Linked DNA regions of Homo sapiens: region 2 is linked to region 1. Evidence: chromatin loops called from intact Hi-C (ENCODE). Cell type or tissue: CD14-positive monocyte. All regions are shown on one strand. Region 1 overlaps LINC01484 (long intergenic non-protein coding RNA 1484). Region 2 has its middle 20 kb from the start of CPEB4.

Region 1 (5,000 bases):
CTCCCTCGGTCTCTGCTTAGACCACTCTAGTTAACATGGCTACTTCCCCAACGTGCACTCGCCTTCTCCCTTCCCTGCTGTATTTTTCTCCCTAGCACTGATCACATCTAACAGTATTGCATATTTTACTCATTTGTTTTTTGTCTGTATCCTCCTGCTAGTTCTAATATGTCAATTTTTAGAACTTTCTTCTATTTTGTTCATAGCTATGCTGCCTATAGCAGGTACTTAATAAATATTTGTTGAAAGGAGAAATATGTTAACCCAGTCCTTGCCAATAAGAACCACAAGGGCTGACTTAGGAATGGGCACGAGACCCAATTTAGGCAACGGAGATGCAAGGGAGGCTGACTGGAGACTTCTAGGAAAGCCTGGAAGAGACGGTGTGTAGATGTGTAGCTGCAATGCCACAACCACTGCTGCCTTGTGGGGTGAGGGATTCGGGTCGGGGTCAGTGCTGGCGGCACCCCAGCAGGGTGGAACTGAAGGAGAGGGGACACCAGACTCGGCCAGTCCCCAGCTTACCACTTCTTTGTTGTTTATGCCAATCAGAGACTTTTTGCTTTTGTTTCTGTTTGTTTTCATTTTTAAGATTGTCTGGGAGGTGGTTGTAGCATTTTTTTTTTTTGAGACAGAGTCTTGCTCTGTCACCAAGATGGAGTGCAGTGGCGCAATCTCGGCTCACTGAACCTCCGCCTCCTGGGTTCAAGTGATTCTCCTGCCTCAGCCTCCCAAGTAGCTGGGACTACAGGCGCATGCAGCTAATGTGTGTGTGTGTGTGTTTGTGTTTTGTAGTTTTAGTAGAGACGGAATTTCACCAGGTTGGCCAGGATGGTCTCGATCTCTTGACCTCGTGATCCGCCCACCTCGGCCTCCCAAAGTGCTGGGATTACAGGCGTGAGCCAGCATGCCCGGCCAGTCATAGCCCTTTTAAACAAATTAAAACTCTCCAAGTATGACCTGACTTTTTCTCCGGACACAAAAAGGATTCCTTTCTGAGGGCAGCACTCCCTTTAGGGCTGCAGCTCTGGAAGCCAAAGCATCAAGGAGTGAGTCCCAGTTTTGCCATCAACTTGCAAGTCTGCTTCCCAAGGGAGGCCTCAGTTTCCCCGTTCTTGAAGGAGAAAAGCCTGAATGTCTCCTCCCAACTGGGAGAGTCTATGATGATCCCTGATGTTTTGGGATTCTGTTCCTTATTTCAGCTTCACACTGCTCACAGAGTAGGCAACAGGACCATGCTTGCCAAATGAACTATCTGACCAAGAAAACCAAATCAAAGTGGTCCCACCCTTCTCTCCAGCACACCATGACGGGATGTAGCTATAGCTCAGCGTAGGGTGGCAATGCAGGAGCAGTAAAGGGAGGTGTTGGAGGGGTCTCAACTGAAGAAGACACTGGATGGCCTGAGAGGGAGGTTGAAGGTGGCATCGCTTTTCATGTGAGTTCATTGCTCACTTAACAAGCACCTACCAGGTGCCCGCTGTGGTGGGCCAGCACCCTCAGCAGGTGCTGGAGCCATGGGCTCTGATGTTAGTGTTGAGTCCTTATGGAGTGCCAGCACTTTCTATGCATTGTCTCACTCCCTCTTCACAATATCCCCATGGGGTAGCTACCGATATAGTCTGTTTGGTACTAAGGAAATTGGGGCCCAGAGAGGGTAAGAAAAGTGCTCTGTCTACTGAGTGAGAAAGTGTCACAGCTGAGATTTGAACCCAGGTCATCAACTCCTGACTCCCGAGCCATGCTCTTAACTACTTCCCAATGGCTCCTGCTACAGGAATTTGACCCTGTCCATTCACTGGACATAGGCATGCCCAGTTTCTGGACATCGACTCTGGCCCTGTGCTGGCAACTGAGGGTACAGCCAAAAATTGGACCCTCCAGAGCCCATGGAGGGGCTCCAAGGTCTCAGCACAAGACCCAGCTGTCGAGATGCACGTGAGAAAACCCATAGCCTATTGGCCTGGTACCACACACAGAGGCCTGTTCCCACTTAGGTTCAGAGAGTTTGGCCCACTCATCCATCCATCCGTCCATCCATCCATCCATCCACTTACTTATTCATAGCTCACTCATTCACTTAACAAACATTCACTCAACCCCTGTGGCCCACTCTGTACTAGGCTCTGTGCTAAGACTTGGGGATAAACCTAACTAAGAGAGACCGGGTCATTGACTCACAACTGAGGGTATAAAGGAGAGTCAGGCAGTAAACACAGAAGAAGATGAGATGGTTCAGGGTGGGGTGAGTGCTGGGAGGTCAATAAAATCAGGCGGAGAAGTAGAGAGTGACTGAAGAGAGACCAGGAATGAGAGAGGCAATTTAGGTGGGGTGGTTAAAGGAGGTCCCTAAGGAGATGACTTACAATGTGGCCAGAATGAGGAGAAAGGGCCAGCCCAGGGGAGAAGCGAGCACAAAGCCTGCACGGTTCAGAAGAATTGGAGTGTGCTAGGAGGTGATAGAAGGCCTCTTTGGACTGGGAGCAAGTGGCCTCTGTGATGCTGGGGTGTGGTCAGGTCCAGACCTGCACACCCTGTATCTACAACTGATGCTCACTCCAGCAGCCAGTGCCTGGCTCCTTCCGCAGGGGCCTCTCTTGGAAACATTCCAGCTCATAGCCGTGACTGTGGTTGAGGCCCTTCCTTCTCCAGGGTGGGGCTGGCAGGTGTCACCAGTCTCTGCCGTCATGGGTCAAGGAGTGGGGCCTTCCTGAAAGGGCGTCAGCCGTGACTGACCTTAGCTTGGCCTCTACATTCTTCAGACCGTGGGTTTCTTCCCCCAGCCCCAGGGGTGGGGGCTTTCTGAAGCCTTCTGTGCTGCAGCAGAGAGAGGCTAAGAGACTGGCCTGAGGTCGCTCAGCAGGTCCGGGGGACAGATGGGTCTAGAATTCCTCCTTTTTTGTCTCCAGTTTCTTTCCATGATCCTCCATCCTAGGTGGTCTCTCTCTAGGCAGAATATAGCCTTCCTTATTCCTGAACGTTTAACCCAGCCTGGGCTTGAATAAAGCAATATGTGGGGAAAAGGGCACAGTTTCCTTGGACCTGTGCTTTTCTTATATCAGTGTTTAATGTTCCCTATAATCATCCATTTGTCCATTTATTTGTTTCCAGCAGTCATATATTCATTCAACTCAAGAATCACAAAACATCCACGCTGTGAATTACCAGGAAGAACAAGTAGAGGCCTTATCTTTCATGATCTCACAGCCTAGCCAAGGGCTCAGGGTACATCAAGGATTGCCGGTGCAGGGTGTGGGGGCAGGGCGGAGGGCAGTGGGAACAGTTACAATAGTTACCATGCAATGACTGGATTGCATCAAAAGCAAAAGCAAATTATGTTGGAGTACAGATGACAAAGTAACCAGCTGCTCGGGTAGTCAGGGAAGGCTTCACAGAGGAAGGGACATTTGAGCTGGGTCTTGGAGAATCAATAGGAGTTTGCTAAACAAATCATTCAGGATATTGATATTCTGGGTAGAGGGACCTGCATGGGCAAAAGCACAGCCAAATGCTGGAAAGGAAACAGGATGGAACCCGGCTAAAGAAGGTAACAGCTGGGCTGGGCGCGGTGGCTCACGCCTGTAATCCCAACACTTTGGGAGGCCGAGGCGGGCGGATCATGAGGTCAGGAGATCGAGACCACGGTGAAACCCCGTCTCTACTAAAAATACAAAAAATTAGCTGGGCGCAGTGGCGGGCGCCTGTAGTCCCAGCTACTCGGGAGGCTGAGGCAGGAGAATGGCGTGAACCCGGAAGGCGGAGCTTGCAGTGAGCGGAGATCGCACCACAGCACTCCCACCTGGGCGACAGAACGAGACTCCGTCTCAAAAAAAAAAAAAAAAAGAAGATAACAGCTATCATGTATTATTTGGAGTGATTAGTGTATCCAAGTGTTTTGCATCTACTTAATCATCATAACAAGCTTCTGAAGTGTCATTTGCGCCATTTTTACAGGTAGAGAATTTGAGGCCCAGAACAGGGAAGTCACTTGTCAAAGGTCACACAGCTAGTAAGAGGCAAAGCCAGGATTCAGGCCAGGTCTGCCTGACACTTGTATCCTTCACTCCTCCCTCTCAGGCTGAGATGTCAGGGTGAGGACAGTTATGTCAGGAAACCCCAAGAAGACCTAACTTGTTTCAGAATCTGCAGTGCAGTGGCCTGGCAGCCTAGCAGAAGACGCTGCAGAGTTCTCTTTCTGGATCCCTTCCTTGCCCTCCCTGCCGGGACTAAGTCTGTGTTCTGTCACCTGCCTCTCCATCCATCCATGTCCTGCAGGTCTTGTCTCAGCTGACCCCAAGTGAAAGAGGGTCACAGGAAGAACAGACATCACCTCATTTCCAAGGATGGCTCTGTGCACGGAGATGAGGTCTCGCCAGCAAATAAAGGGGCCTCTGCAGAGGCAGAAGAGCCAGGGGTGCTGACAGGCACATTCTCCAAAGCCAAGCGACAGTCTAATTACAGGCCGGCTCTGTAATGAGAAGCGCAGGCTGGTTGGGGCAATCCGGCACGGCTCATGGCTCACGGCTCTGAGGCAAAGAGGGGCAGTCAGCATCCAGGCCGGCAGGAGGGCCCTGGGGAGAGACCACCAGCTCAGCTGTCTCCAGACCACACACGTGCTGACTCTGGAGAGGGTGAAGGGGAGATGAGAGAGAACCAGGCTGAATACTGGTCGTGGACCAGGTGCTAAGCTGGGACTTTTACCTCCATCTCTCATGTAATCCCCCAACAGCCAGGAGAAACAGGTGTAATTTGCTGTTTCGTAGAGGAGAAAATGGAGGCTCCCAGAAGTGAAGCAAATTTCTCAAAGCTCATGCACCTGAGAATGGTGACGTGGGCTTCCGACTAAGGTGTGAGGGAAACTAAAAGCCTGTTTTCTTCCCGGGGGAAATAAAGGAAGAGGCGGTTCCATTCTGGAGCTGAGAGAGACCATGAGGAACAGGAAGAAACAGGCTTGGCTGTGGCCCAACCAGGTGCGCGCCCCCACCACCAAAAAAAATATG
Region 2 (5,000 bases), 130 kb before region 1:
AAGGCAACCTTTTTAGATTCAGGCTCTGCCCCACGTTTACTCCATGGCATAGATCATGATGAGAAGAATGGCCCATGTTCTTAAAATTTCCTTTCCCACCACCCCCGCAAATGTGTATAGCAAAATTCACGTAAGTTAAATGGCCGTACTCTCCTCTAGGATTTGAGATAAGAGAATGAGATTTGGGGTCAGAAAGGCCTGGCTGTACAAACTGTTACCTTATTTCTCTGAGTTTCAACATGCATATCTGTAACTCTGGGGTAATACTAATACCTGTCTAACACGCTCTCTGTGCCTGGGACTGCTCTAGGTTCCTCACTCATACAATATAGACAATTTAGCTAGCCCTGATGGGAAGGATAGAATAATATAATCTGCGTAAAGTTCTGGCACATCTCAGACTGCAATAAATGGTAGCTATCTTATTGCCTCCCTGCTGCTCTTCAGCCTCACCCTCTATGCCCCCCTACCACACATTTTCCACTTCATTCATTGACTCATTATTCTTTTATTAATTCAACAGATACCTACTGACCACTCTGGGCCTCCGAGGGATCAGCGATGGAGAGGTCCTGATAGTTCCCCTAATGGACTTTCTCTCCTGCCTCTCTGCCTTTACTGTTCCCTTGGCCCGAAACTGCCACATCTCAAATATGCCTGCCTCACAAACATGCCCTTTACACCTCAGCTCAGTCTTCACCTCCTCCATGAAGCTTTCTCTTATTCTACCATGAGCTGATAGTCACCAAATCCCATGTAAAGGCTGGAGTCCATTCCAATGGGTCATGGAATCATTCTATCTGGTCAGTCAGTACCAGTGGTAACATATCGTGAAAATCCCCTCTGATCCCACCTGCCCCCTCCCCACTCTATGTATATTTCCTTTGCTCTATTAGTGTCTTGTCTTGTCTTTTTTTTTTTTTTTTTTTTTTTGAGACAGAGTCTTGCTCTGTCACCCGGGCTGGAGTGCAATGTGATTTCCACTCACTGCAACTTCTGCCTCCCGGGTTCAAGTGATTCTCCCACTTCAGCCTCCCAAGTAGCTGGGATTACAGGTGTCCGCCACCATGCCTGGCTAATTTTTATATTTTTAGTAGAGACAGGATTTCACTATGTTGGTCAGGCTGGTCTCGAACTCCTGATAACTCAGGTGAGCCACTCGCCTCGGCCTCCTAGAGTGCTGGGATTACAGGCGTGAGCCACCACACCTGGCCTTATTCTGTATTTTCATTATTGGCTTTTCTTGTCTGTCTCCCCTACCTGACTGTAGGGCTCTGGAGGAAGGTTTGAATAGCTCATCTCTGTAGCTACTGAAGGGTAGCTGGCCAGGGCTGGCCACTGAAAGGTATCAAAAACGAAAAGGGGAAAAGGAGAAGATGGGTGGAAAATGAGAAACATGGGGGAAACAGAGCCGGGGTATTTTCAGCCCATGAAGAAGGGGCCACAGGCTATAAATCTGTCTTTATAAACAACCCCCCAGCCATCTGCCCCCAAAACTTTGGCACAAGAAGTCTCTGCCTTTTCTATAAAAAATTCAGCTCATATGAAAATTGTATATACATGTTGAGTATTATCTGGGCTTTGCATTTAGAAAAGAAAAAAAAAACTTTTGCTCTTGCCTGTGTCTGTTTCTTTGTCCAGCCCTTTGAGGCTCTGGTCTGTGAGTGTCTGTGCCAGTGTGCATGGCTGAGAATGGATGCTTTATGTGCAAAGGAAACACGGCTTTGCTTTGGCTGGTTCTCTGAACTCAGCTGCCAGTCACAGGGCTGGCTGCCTCGATCCGCTTCAAGGAAGTCTCACGTTTGTATTTTAGCTCTGTATTGAGGAGGCCACTGCCTTTCCAGGGTGGCTTCTGGGACATCCCCTGAATCAGGAATGCCTGGGGGCCATGGAAGTCTCAAGTGCCAGGCTTACAGATCAAGGGCACAGTGCCCTTATATGTCTTTCCCCTTGGGAGGATATCTCTGGCAGTGAAAAGGAGTCAGGTAGACATGGGTGCAAATCTGACTTTCATTTCCCAGATGTGTGATCTTGTACAAGCTTCTTGACCTCTCTATGCCTCAGTTTCCTCATCTGAAAAATGGAGAGAGCAGAATTGCCACCTCAATAGAGCTGCAGTGCAGAATAGGTAAGATAATGCATATGATCACATTTTGGGCTCTGAAAGGTCACGTGCACATGTTGATTTATTATTAATGCAACGGGAGGTTAAAATTGAAGTTTTACCTGAGGAACTAAGGTATGACAGCTGCTACAAGCCACAGGTGGGCTGAGGCCAGCCCAAGAGTGCAGGATTTACAAAAGTAAAATGCAAAAACCAGTTGCACATTTATCAAAGCTTGCCACCCCTTTGGAAGACAGAAAAGGGTTGGGTTTTGGAAATTTAGGAAAGATTTTGTGAAGACTTCTTTGGAAAAGGAGTCTGTGCCTTCAGCCTTAGCCCTAGTTCCTAGTGACTCCCAGAGAGCTTGTTTTGTGTGCCTTGCAACTGGGGGATTGTGGTGGGCTGGGGTCTGACTCATGCTTAAGGAAGCTGTAGTTGGTGGTAGCAGAGGAGAGGAAGTAGGGACATGGCCTACAATGGTTGGGCAACGATAGATGAGGCGGAGGGCAGGGGAAGGGGGTATTACATTCCTAGTAGGAATGTCAGCCTGGGGTCATTGTGAAAGGGATTCTGTCCAGAAGAAAGTACCTGGAGAGGCCAAGAAGGGGAATGGCGAGTTACTGGGCAAACAAAAAGCTCACCTGCATCGAGGCAGTTATAATCATTGGTGGGGCAGCAGGGCTGTCCCCAAATAACCTATAGAGCATTCAGGAGGGAAACTGTCAACTTAAAACATCTATCAGACTCAGAGAGGACAAAGCCAGTCTTTGACAGTACCGTCCAATTAAGAACTTCCTTATCCCCTTTACCTCCCTTCTCTATCCCCACGTGATTCTTGGAAGCACCAGAAAATAGGTTAGCAAGCTAGTGGAGGAGCAGAAAAGCCAGACCCACAGGTTTCTGTTGGCAGCAGGCCTTAGGGGAAAGAGGGAAGAAAATGTAAATAATGAATTGAAGCAACGTCCCTGATTTAAAGCAACCACAGGATGTTTTATTACTTAACAATGATTAGAAAACTCAAGGATCTGTCCATATTCTCATTCTGGGGCAAAGAATGGACTGAACACAATGAAGAGTTCTAAAGAGAAATGGGAGACAAAAATAAAGTTGCTTTAATGAGTCCTGCTTATTCAATGTATTGGATACATTATTACTTATCTAGCACTAACCATGTGCTAAACACTGTACAAAGCACTTTATGTTTTCAAAATAAGCCATGGAGATGGATGCTATTATAATTTCATTTTGCAAAGGAAGAAATTCAGAAGGGTTAGATAACCTGAGTTGGGTTTCAGGGAGGGTGGGCAGGAGCCAGGATTGGGGTCAGGCAGTGAGGCCCCAGAACTGGCCACCCTATCACTTTCCCTCTGCGGTGTCTCAGTTGGCAGATCAGACAAGGTATTTGGGGAAGGACTAAAGTTGTGCCTCATGCCTCCAAGTGCACTAAGCTAAAAATATTTCAGGAGTTCATGGGACTTTTCACCAATCCTTTTGGGAAAGGATTTCAGGGAGACATGCTGTTTGGGCTAGAATGACTTGGTTTTAAATATGAAGACCCACTCCAGCTAGCTTAAGGAAAAAGAAGAACATTATCATAAGGATACTGGGATGTATTCGGGAAGCCTGTCACCACTCTCTCTGCCTCCATTCTTCTTGCTCATTCTCCTCCTTCTTTTCCCATTGCACACCCTGAAGTCCATTTTGCAGAGCAGGACTGCCCCAGTTTCCCAGTTAAGGGAACTTCAGTTCTAGTTCGAGGGAGACCAGTTGGCTGAATCCTGACTTGAAGTATAGAGCATGATTCAGTTAAATACATACTGAGCAACTGCTAGGTTATGGGTTTTATTTTAGGCATTTAAGATATAGCAGTGCACAAAATAGATAAAAAGGGCGGGGAGGAACAAACACCAAAACAAAAAATCCTGCCCTCGAGGTGTTGAGAGGTGGGTGTTCCCACTGGAAGAGTGGGGTTCTGATTGGTCTTTCTTGGTCAGCTGACCTCTTCTCCTGGCTCAATCATCTGTGCCCAGGGGTGGGGCCACAGGGTACCGCGGAAGTGGCTGTATGCCGGTACCTGCGACTGAGCTGGGATCGGAGTCCTGGGCCGCTTGTCCCTGAAACCGTCGGTCCGAGCCAGAAGACTTCACGCACAGTCCAATTGGTTCTAGCAAGCCTTCAGCCCCTGAACAGTGGTGGCGACCAGCTGCTAGATCCTACTGACGTTCTCTCTCGGGTGGGCCCCCACTCATTAGCCTTGCCCCAGTATGTTTCATACTGGGTTTGACACACAATTGTCCTTTATCTCACCCCCTTTTGTGTTGGATGAAGCTAAACCTTATTTTACCCGTTGCTTTTTGCTCTTCTTTCCTTCCTGATGAGCCTTTTAAAGGAGGAAATGGGGAAGTCTCCCCCTGGCCTGGTGCGGGCAGCAGCTGAGGCGGAGCCTGGGGGTGACAGAGCACACAGAGAGAGGACAGACTATCCCGGAACTATTGTCCCCCAGATGGTCTCCTCTGAGGCAGTGACACTGCTTTGTACAGCTGGGCCTGGCTGCGGGAGCTGGCTGAAAGGGCCTTGTCAGAGTGCCCTCAGCCTTCCTTGTCTGGCTGGCTGGGATTGGCGAGGACCTGGACAGCCAGGGTCCTCGCCTGCTTCCTGTTTGATGGGCACTGCGATCGACGTTGGTAAAGCCAGCTGCTGCTTTTCAATTGGCCGGGTTCTGGGCCTCCCCGCCTTCCAACCATTTCTACAGCGTTTTTTTTTTTTTTTTCGTTCCTTTTTTCTTCTTTTTTTAAAACATGAGCACTGCACATTCAGTAATGCAATAGATTGCATCAGATGCTGCATTTGCCAGCCTCAGCACCGAGCTACACTCCTCACTGCTGCAGCAAGGATG

What was found. Hi-C counts contacts between places; a loop is a spot of excess contacts. Peaks named below come from ENCODE experiments on the same cell type or tissue, not always from the same donor. Only the 100,000 strongest peaks of a DNase experiment are listed, where the experiment ranks them.
Region 2: a loop joins it to region 1, with 1.9 times the contacts of the local background. A loop is called at or near these places in 2 of 110 quality-filtered maps.

What each region holds. Positions count from the first base shown.
Region 1 is chr5:173,734,874-173,739,873 of GRCh38, reverse strand. The region is part of intron 1 of LINC01484 (long intergenic non-protein coding RNA 1484); the gene reads left to right. Among named protein-coding and RNA genes, the nearest start is that of LINC01484, 8.8 kb to the left of the region's middle. RefSeq lists an enhancer at 2,579-2,738. In CD14-positive monocyte, no CTCF peak of the experiment used is centred here; a DNase peak (open chromatin) is centred at 2,683.
Region 2 is chr5:173,866,258-173,871,257 of GRCh38, reverse strand. No RefSeq gene overlaps it. Among named protein-coding and RNA genes, the nearest start is that of CPEB4, 20 kb to the left of the region's middle. In CD14-positive monocyte, no CTCF peak of the experiment used is centred here; DNase peaks (open chromatin) are centred at 2,537, 4,617 and 4,787; H3K4me3 peaks cover 2,582 bases; H3K27ac peaks cover 3,367 bases.